Linked DNA regions of Homo sapiens: region 1 is linked to region 2. Evidence: chromatin loops called from intact Hi-C (ENCODE). Cell type or tissue: MCF 10A. All regions are shown on one strand. Region 1 overlaps LOC105378178 (a long non-coding RNA gene). Region 2 holds the start of LOC107984701 (a long non-coding RNA gene).

Region 1 (5,000 bases), 380 kb before region 2:
CATTTTCATGGCAATATAGATGAACCTGGAGGACATTATGCTGAGTGAAATAAACCAGACACAGAAATAAAAATATTTGATTATCCCACTTAACATATTGAATCTTAAAATAAAAAGTCAAATACATAGAAATTGAGAGTAGACAGTAGTTACCAGGGGTAGGGGTTGGAGAGAAATCTGGAGTCATATGTCAGGGTACAAAGTTGCAATTATGTAGGATAAATAAGTCTAGAGATATAACCTATGCCATGATAGCTATGGATAATAGTATTATATAACATACTGGAAATTTACAAAGAGAAATTTCAGGCATTCTTGTTACAAAAAAAAGATTAAATAAAGATCTACCTATGTAAGGAGATAGATATATTAATTTACTTGACTATAGTAATCACTTCACTATGCTTATATATATCAAAACATCATTTATACCTTAAATATTTACAATTTTAAAATTAAGGAAGTAACAATTCAAAAAAACAAGGCACAGTTATCATTGGGAGACAAAGGTATGCTTTTTAATTGATTCTGATCTCATACAAGCAAAATGGGAAGTTAAATTTTGATTTTGAACCTGTTTTCTGTTTTAAGTTGCATTCCATTTTGTTTATATTTGAATGAATGCATTGCTTTGTTTTATTCTGAGTAATTATTATAAGATAGAGAGTAGAAAAACAATAAAAAATAACAATGTAACTTAAGAGTATTTGAAAAGAAACAAAATCAACAAACTTGCTAGACTAAAAAGAGACAGAAGGCTCGAGTAAATAAAATTATTAATGAAAAAGGAGACATTATAACTGATACTACAGAAATACAAAGGATCACAAGAGACTACTATAAACAATTATGCCAACAAATTGGATAAGCTAGAAAAGTGGATAAATTTCAAGAGACATATAGCCTTTTATTCTTTCATGATTCAGCCTTGAACAGACCAGTAATGAGTAAGGAGATTGAATCAATAATCAAAAACTTTCCAACAAAGAAAAGCCCAGGCCCTGATGGCTTTAGTGCTGTATTCAACAAAAAACTTAAATAATATTTAATAACAGTTCTTCTCAATGTCTTTCAAAAAATTAAACAGGAAGGAACACTTCCAAACTCATTTTAGGAGGCCAGTATTACCCTGAATCCAAAGCCAGACAAGGACACTACAAGAAAATAAAATTACAGGTGAGCATAGATGCAAAAATCTTCCACAAAACACCAGCAAACCTAATTAGGTAGCACAGTAAAAGAACCATTCATCATGACCAAGTGGGCTATATCCCTGGGATGCAAAAATGGTTTAACATACTCATATCAATAAACGTGATACACCACATTAGTGTAATAAAAGCTACATCATATAATCATCTCAATAGACATAGAAAAAGCATTTAACAAAATTCAACATATTTCATGATAAAAGCTATCAACATATTATGTATAGGAAAAACTGAACTCAACATAATAAAGGCCATATATGAAAAGACCACAGCTAACATTGTACTCAATGTTGAAAAGCTGAAAGCTTTTTCTCTAAAATCAGGAACAAGACAAGGATAACCTCTCTTACCACTTCTATTCAACATAGTACTGGAAGTCCTAGACAGAGTGATTAGGCAAGAAAAAGAAAAAAATGGCATTCAAATTGGAAAGGAAGACATAGACTTGTCTCTGTTTACAGATGACATGATCTTACATATAGAAAACACTAAAGGCTGTATCAAAAAGCTGTTAAAAATAATAAACCAATTCAATAAGATTGCAGAAAGTCAACAGGCAAAACTCATTAGCATTTCTATACAATAAAAATGAACTATATGAAAAGAATTTAAGAAAACAATTCCATTTACAATCCTACCACAAAAATACTTAGGAGTAAGTTTAACCAAAGAGATAAAAGACCTGTATACCAAAAATTATAAAACATTGATAAAATAAATTGAAGGAGGAAGCCAAGCAAGATGAGCAAATTGCCCTCCAGCAATTGCCCACACACACAGAGGAATATCAAATTGAACATCTATCCGTGCAAGAAATTAGCTTCATACAAACTAAAAAAAAAAAAAAAAAAAAATTCAGGTGAGAGATTACAGTACTTGATTTTAGCATAACAAGAAAGAACACATTGAAGAGGGTTAGAAGAACAGTCTCACATTACCCCTCCCTCATTCTCAGGAGGCCCAGCACAGACAGAGACTCCTTCCACTTGGGGGAAAGAGAAGGAAGAAAGTGGTGGATTTTGCATCATTTCCCAGAGTATTCTCCCTTAAGTGCATCAGGGCTGAGTATCTGAGAGGCTGCAAGTCACAACATAACTAGGCTTAGGGTGCCCTCTAGTGCTGAAATCGCTGGAGTGACCACAGGCTTAGTTAACATATAACAGTCTCCTTTGACTTTTGGAAAGCCCTCTGAAAAAGGACCAGTACAAACAAAACCAAACTGTCGAGACTGGAAAAAAATGCCTAATTCTTCAATGTCCAGACAGCAACAACATTCAAAAGCACCAAGAACATCCAGGATAAAATGACCTCACCAAAGGAACTAAAGAAGGCATCAGCAGAAAACCCTGGAGTAATGGTGTGCACCCTCTAACACAAGAAGAAATTCAGAAATCTATCACAGAAATTTAACAAAGAGATTAAAATAATTTTTTTAAATATGGAACTGAAAAATTCAATTGACAAACTGAAAAATACAACAGAATGTCTCAATAACGAATTGATCAAGGAGAAGAAAGAATTAGTGACCTAAAAGACAAGCTATCTGAAAAAAATACAGTCAGAGGAAAAAAAGCAGAGGAATGAAAAAGAATAAAGTACACCTACAAGATCTAGAAATTAGCCTCAAAAGGGAATATCTAAGAGTTATTGGCCTCAAAAAAAGATATAGAGAGAGATCAGGGTAGAAAATTAATTCAAAGAAATAATTTTAAAAAAATAACTTTCCAAACAAAGAGAAAGATATAAATACACAGGTAAATGAAGGTCAAAGAACAACAAGAAATTTTCACCCAAATAAGACTACCTCAAAGCCTCTCTTTCTTTATTCAACGAATATTTATTGAGTGCTCAACTTGAGCCAGATACTGCTTTTAGACCAGGGAATCAGTAATTAACAGACACAAATAATTGCCTTTGTGAAGCTCATATTCTAGTGGAAATACACTAGAATTAATCAACAAGTAAAATATATATATATATCAGATAATGATAAATACTATGAAAAAGAATAATGCAGGAGACAGGGGATAGAAACATGCCAAAATGGGTTTTGTCATTTTAAATAAGGTTCTCAGGGAAGATTTCAGGTAGTAGGGAATAATTGAACAAAGACCTGAGAGAAGTAAGGGAGAGAGTCATGTGACTATCTAGAGAAAAAACAGTCCAGGTAAAAGGATAATTGAGTGAAAAATGCCTGGGGGGTAGTATCATTGAAGTGTTTGAGAAACAGCAAACAGGTTGAGAGGTTGGGAGATAGATAGGTAAAGAGGAGGGCTGCAGTGGAGTGAATAAGCGAGGAGTAATAGGAGATTGAGTGAAGGAGTAGACAATGACTTTTGTTTCTCTTCCTGTCCCAAATTTTCTATGAATTCCTCTCATCTGTGGAATCTGAAGTAGAAGGATTCTGGGAAATGAAGTTCTGGGCTTCCCATTCCTCAAAAGGGTAACTGCAGGTGGTGGCCCCACTTTAATTCTCAAAGATTAAGAAAAAAATTAAAAATCCTAAAATCAGCAACAGAAAAGAAGCAAATAACATATAAAGGAACACTGATACATCTCCCAGCAAACTTCCCAGTGGAAACCTTACAGGCCAAGAAAACATGGAACAACGTATTCAAAGGGCTGAAGAAAAAATAACTTCCAACTGAGACTATTATACTCAGAAAAGAAATTCTCCAAACATAAAGAACAACGATTTTCTCACACAAACAAAAGTTGGGGAAATTTATTACAAACAGACCTGTCTTACAAGAAATGCTAAAAGTTCTTTAATCCAAAGGAAAATGATGCTACTAACATGCCACAGGAAATCATCTGAAGGTATAAAACTCATTGATAAAAGTAAGTACACAGACAAATTCAGAATACTTTATTACTGTAATTGTGGTTATAAACCACACATATCTTTAGTATGAAGACTAAAAGATGAATGCCTCAAAATCATAATAATTAGAACAATTTGTTAACAGATAGACGATATAAAAGATATAAGTAAAGACAACAAAAGTCTAAAAGGTAAGGGGGGATAAAGTTAAAGTATAGAATTTTTTTCTTTACACACAAAAAAGAAATTTCTTTTTTCTTTGTGATCAGAGTTATGTTTTTACTAGTTTAAAATAACATACTATAACTATAAGATGTTATTTGCAAGCCTCTTACTAACCACAAAGCAAAAATCTATAATAGATATGCTAAAAATAAAAAGCATCAGCACAGGGAGTACTCTGCAAGTTAGACTGCATATTAGGCCATGAAACAAGTCTTGACAAATTCAAAAAAATTGAAATCATATAAAATATCCATTCTGACCAAAATAGAAAAAAAAACTAGAAATCAATAATAAGACAAACTTTGGAAACCATACAAATACTTGGAAATTACACAACATGCTTCTGAACAACAAATAAGTCAATAAAGAATTTAAGAAGGAAGTTTAAAAATGTCTGGAAATAAATAAAAGTGGAAACACAATATACCAAAACCTATGAGACACAGCAAAGGCAGTACTAAAAGGGAAGTTTATAGCAATAAATACCTAGATAAGAAACGTAGACAAACTTCAAATAACCTAATGATGAATTAGACAATAAAAAACAAATCAAACCCAACATTAGTAGGAGGCAAGAAATAATAAAGATCAGAACAGAAATAAATGAAATTGAGACCAAAAAATACAGAAGATCAATGAAATGAAAAGTTGGTTTATTGAAAAGATAGACTGAAAAACCTTTAGCTAGACTAAGAAAATAAGAGAGAAGAGCTAAATAAATAAAATCAGAGATGAAAAAG
Region 2 (5,000 bases):
AAGGAAGAGACACTGGAAATACATGTACACAAAGGCACTATGAGGACACAACGAGAAGGCAGCCATCTGCAAGCCAGGAAGAGAACTCTCACCAGAAACCAACTCGACCAGCACATTGATATTAGACTGGTAGCCTCCAGAACTATAAGAAAATAAACTTCTATTGTTTAAGCTACTCTGTCTGTAGTATTCTGTTATGGCAGCCTGAGCAGAAAAATACGGGGGTCTAATTTATAACTGTCCAACACACACACACACACACACAGAGAGAGAAAGAGAGAGAGAGAGAGAGAGAGGAAAACTTACCAGCAGAGAAGGCAATAGGAAACTAGGGCTGGCCCCTGCAGAATTCTTTCAATGGGCTCCAGGATAGGGGATGCAATGTCCGTGAATACTCCCTGATATGGTTTGGCTGTGTCCCCACCCAAATCTCATCTTGAATTCCCACGTGTTGTGGGAGGGACCCAGTGAAAGGCAACTGAATCATGGAGGCAGGTCTTTCCCAAGCTATTCTTGTGATAGTAAGTCTCACAAAATCTGATGGTTATTATAAGGGGGAGTTTTCCTGCACAAGCTCTCTTTTGGCCTGCTGCCATCCATGTAAGGCATGACTTGCTGCTCCTTGACTTCCACAATGATTGTGAAGCTTCCCCAGCCATGTGGAACTATAAGTCCAATAAACCTCTTTCTTTTGTAAATTGCCCAGTCTCAAGTATGTCTTTATCAGCAGTGTGAAAACAGACTAATACACTCTCACATTAGTAATTTTTACACCATCCCAACATAGTTATTATAATAGAAGTTTTTTCATAGGGTATTAGTACGTACAGGTCAACAAACACTTATGAGGCACCTACTGTGCCAAGCAGTAAGACAGGGAGTACAAAGATGATGATATCTGCCTTCAAAGACCTTATAGCAGGCTCACCAAGATCCTGGACTGAGCCACGCTCTGCCCACTCCTCCAGGCAGTTCATACTGTGCACCTGAATCATAAGTATTCCCTAATCCTACAGACCCCCAGCTCTCTGAATGGTTTGCTAGTGGACATCTTTTTCTACCTTGTCTTGCCTTAAGAGGTTTTACTTCTTGGAGAGTTTAGAATTGCTTGCATTTCAAAAAGAACCCAAGGTTCTTCATTTGCAGTTTTTCTTGTTTTTGGAAAGCAGAATGGTGGCTGGGAAGAGCTCTGGACATGGAGTTGGGTCTGGATGAGTTCCAGGCTCCCACTTCAAGCTGATGACCCGTCTGACCTAGTCTCAACCATAGGTAAATGAAGACAATAATACTTACCTGATAAAATGTTGTGAGGATTTAAAGAAATGTGTATACTTAAGTGCAAAGTTACATAAACAAAATGCAGTAGTAGCAATAACTATCACGTACAGACTATTCTCTACACACCAGGAACTGTGGTTCTTAGAGATAGAGAAAAAAAAAAGAAGTGTTTTTCCTTTTCTCATAGACTCAACAAAACATTCTGACACCAGGTGTTTGGGGATTTCTTCCCACACATCAAGCAATCAGTGTTCCAGCAGACACCAAATAAATGCCCTTTAATTCAATTCAACTCTGATGCTATCAACCTGGAGATAGCATCAGGCCCCACAGGTTAAGGGCTCCTCTCACAAGACTGCCTCCCACTTCAGATGCCAATTGCAGGCCCCAGGTTGTGACCTGTGCTTCTGCCCAAAAGGCTGTAAATCAGGGTTCCCATGACTTCCTCCCAGGGTTCGATTAATTTGCTACAGCAGCTCACAGAACTCAAAGAAACACCTTACTTACATTTACCCACTTATTATAAAGGATATTCAAAGGATACAGATGGACTGCTGGATGGAAGAGATGAATTGGTCAAGGTGCAGGGGAGGGGCGTAGAGCTTTCATGCCCTTTTGGGCGAGCCAGGCTTCAGGCATCTGCACATGTTCAGCTATCCAGAAGCTCCCCAAGCTGAGTCATTCTGGGTTTTTATGAAGGCTTCATTGCATAGGCACGATTCATTGAATCATTGACCAGTGAAGATCAACCTAACCTTCAGCTTCTTTCCCCTATCTAAAAGTTGAGGGGTGAGGTTGAAAGCCCCAAGGCTCTAATCACATGGTTGGTATCCCTGGCAACCAGCACCCCCACTCCTAAGGCTGAGAGCCCGGGCCACCAGTCATGTCATTAGCATACAAAAAGACACTTACCACTTAAGGGATTTCAAGGGATTTAGGAGCTGTGTGCCGGGATCAAATGGCAGAGACTAAATATATATTTCTTATTATATTACAACATAATGGTGGTCAATCTTCACAATAACCATGACAAGTCTATGACATGGTACTATTATGATCCTCATTTTTACTAATAAAAAAAGCAGTGATTTAAGAAGTTACACAACCTGGCCAAGGTCACAGGACTGAGAATCTGAAGCTTGGTAGTTCAAACTCCTGATCTCTAGGTACCTATTAACTTATTATATTTTCCCCCTGGTTGCATAACCTTTTCATCAATTATCTTAGGTACTTTCAAGTCATTTGGATTTATTCCTGATCATCATAATGTAAAGTATTGATACATACTTTACAGATGAGAGCCGCAAAGAAAAGAAAGAAATATAATAGGTAGAAACTTAAGTAACAGGCTAATCATTAGAAAGGTTTAAGAGAGACTACTCATTCAGGCTGCTGCCAAGTCCACGCCTCTAAATGCACTCCATTACTCTTTTAAAGAACGCTAATGCATGAAGTTGGTTATTATTATCAAATCTCTGACATAAGGGAAATTTTTCTGATTTTTTAACCTTAAAAATTGTTCCTTTTAAATCATCATATTAGACTACCTTTTTTTACCATTCAGACAGGTAAGCAGGAATGTCTTCTTTTTTTTAATTGAAGAAAAGCTTAGTTTTTCCCTGCAACTGCATATAAAGCCTTTTAACTGTGTGATTACTCTGCCATCTAGCTTCCTAAGCCTATATAGCTGTTCATGAGATACTCCTGGGGTATATTAGGGATAAGCACTGCTTTGGTTTAAAATGCCTTGGTTTAGATTACTTAAATGTTCAATGATCACACACACACACACACACACACACGACAATAACAGTAATCATCATGTCTCCTCCTTGTATGAAATGTCAATCTACAACGTTGTAAGAAACCCCTGAGCCAGCTGAAATTTCTTCTTGTTAAATAAAGGTCAACTGAACAGTGTTCTTTCTTTTCAAGTATCTGGAATGCAGATTTTGGACTTAAACTGTGTAAAGTTAACGTGAAAGGCCAACAGATAAATCACTGAGCATTCATCCATCTGTCGTTTGACTAAATCTTATCAATTTAGATGAAAAGAGAAAGCTTTTTCTAGTCGTCTGTGTATGTCATGGGACATACCCTTAAGTTACCCAGAATAGTGTTTATTATAGAAATATTACTGTTCCAGGGTTAAGTGCAGTGGCCCATGCCCGTAATCCTAGCACTTTGGGGGGCTGAGGCGGCAGATCACTTGAGGCCAAAAGTTCAAGACCAGCCTGCTGAGCAAGGTAAACCCATCTCTACTAAAAATTATTATTGTTCCTAGACAATAGTAACATATCCCTTAGGAAATGAAGAAAAATCTCTATTTTTGGCCTGAACCTGGGTTTGAGACCATATGAAATCACAGTCCTTAGAGCCGGCCATGGTGGTGCACATCTGTAGTCCAAGCTACTCAGGAGGCTAAGATGGGAGGATCATTTGAGTCCAAGAGTTTGAGCCCAGCCTGGGCAACATAGTGAGATCCCTCCAACTAAATTTTTAAAAAAACAAACGCTGTCCTTGATTAGAGTCATCAATATCTGGAAATAAATGTCCTCATCTCCCTCAGGGTAGGGGACTCTGTTGCCAGCAGAGTGTGAACACATGAGTGGCAAATAGAGACAAGGTTATTCTCATACCACATGGGACCTGAATCTTTTCCTATGAAATTGCTCCTTTGTGATTAAAGGATTTGTACTCGGTTGCCCTGGAGGTCTTGGTGTTCTACTGTGTTTTTCCAGAGTGGCCCCACTACACAACACACACACATACACACACACACACACACACACACATTTCTTTCTGTTAAGACACCTAATTCTAAGATGTTTTCAGTTTAAAATGAGTAGGAAAAAGGTATGCTTCCTATGCCATCAGCAGTTTTCAGTGAGCAATTGTAATGCAAGAAACAATTATAAAGTGATCAGATATACAATGTGATTTGTCAGAAAAAAATGTGAAAGACCTAGAAATGGACAGGCTGGGCGCAGTGGCTCACGCCTGTAATCCCAGCACTTTGGGAGGCCGAGGCAGGTGGATCACGAGGTCAGCAGATCGAGACCATCCTGGCTAACACGGTGAAACCCCGTCTGTACTAAAAATACAAAAAATTAGACAGGCGCAGTGGCGGGTGCCTGTAGTCCCAGCTACTCAGGAGGCTGAGGCAGGAGAATGGTATGAACCTGGGAGGCAGAGCTTGCAGTGAGCCGAGATTGCGCCACTGCACTCCAGCCTGGGCGACGAGCGAGACTCTGTCTCAAAAAAAAAAAAAAAAAAGAAATGGACCAAAAAGTCTACAGCCATACCATCCTGAACACACCAATCTCATCTGATCTCAGAAGATAAGCAGGGTCAGGCGTCGTTAATACTCAGATGGGAAGAATGAACCAAAAAGATAGCTGAGCATTTTCTGTAAACAAAAAATGAAATCCTAAGCCCCTGCACCAACTGAACAGACTCCGTCTGAGTCAAGGGAGCCACAGAGAAACCTGAAAACCTGACCTCCCAGCCATGACCAGAAAGGAGGTTAGATATGCCTCATTACACCCTCCTCCCTTTTGGAGTTTAGGCACAACTGACAAGCATTAACATTAAAACAGTGATCATAAGACTGACAAAACAGACTCTTTGTGGCAATAAGATACCAAATTCCAACCTGACTCTGGTATAGCATCACATGACAGAGAGCAGACCCTGAAGAAAATGAAAATATGTTACCCCCA

What was found. Peaks named below come from ENCODE experiments on the same cell type or tissue, not always from the same donor. Only the 100,000 strongest peaks of a DNase experiment are listed, where the experiment ranks them.
Region 1: it touches region 2 in a loop (6-fold over the local background); 2 of 110 quality-filtered maps call a loop at or near these places.

What each region holds. Positions count from the first base shown.
Region 1 is chr14:49,171,635-49,176,634 of GRCh38, forward strand. The region is part of intron 1 of LOC105378178 (a long non-coding RNA gene); the gene reads right to left. Among named protein-coding and RNA genes, the nearest start is that of RPS29, 410 kb to the right of the region's middle. In MCF 10A, a CTCF peak has its summit at 2,316 (motif pointing left); a DNase peak (open chromatin) is centred at 2,317.
Region 2 is chr14:49,548,064-49,553,063 of GRCh38, forward strand. It overlaps LOC107984701 (a long non-coding RNA gene), which reads right to left and starts at 2,588. Exons shown (of 3, transcript XR_007064154.1): 1 at 1,786-2,588. It also overlaps the pseudogene RNA5SP384. In MCF 10A, a CTCF peak has its summit at 2,959; no DNase peak of the experiment used is centred here.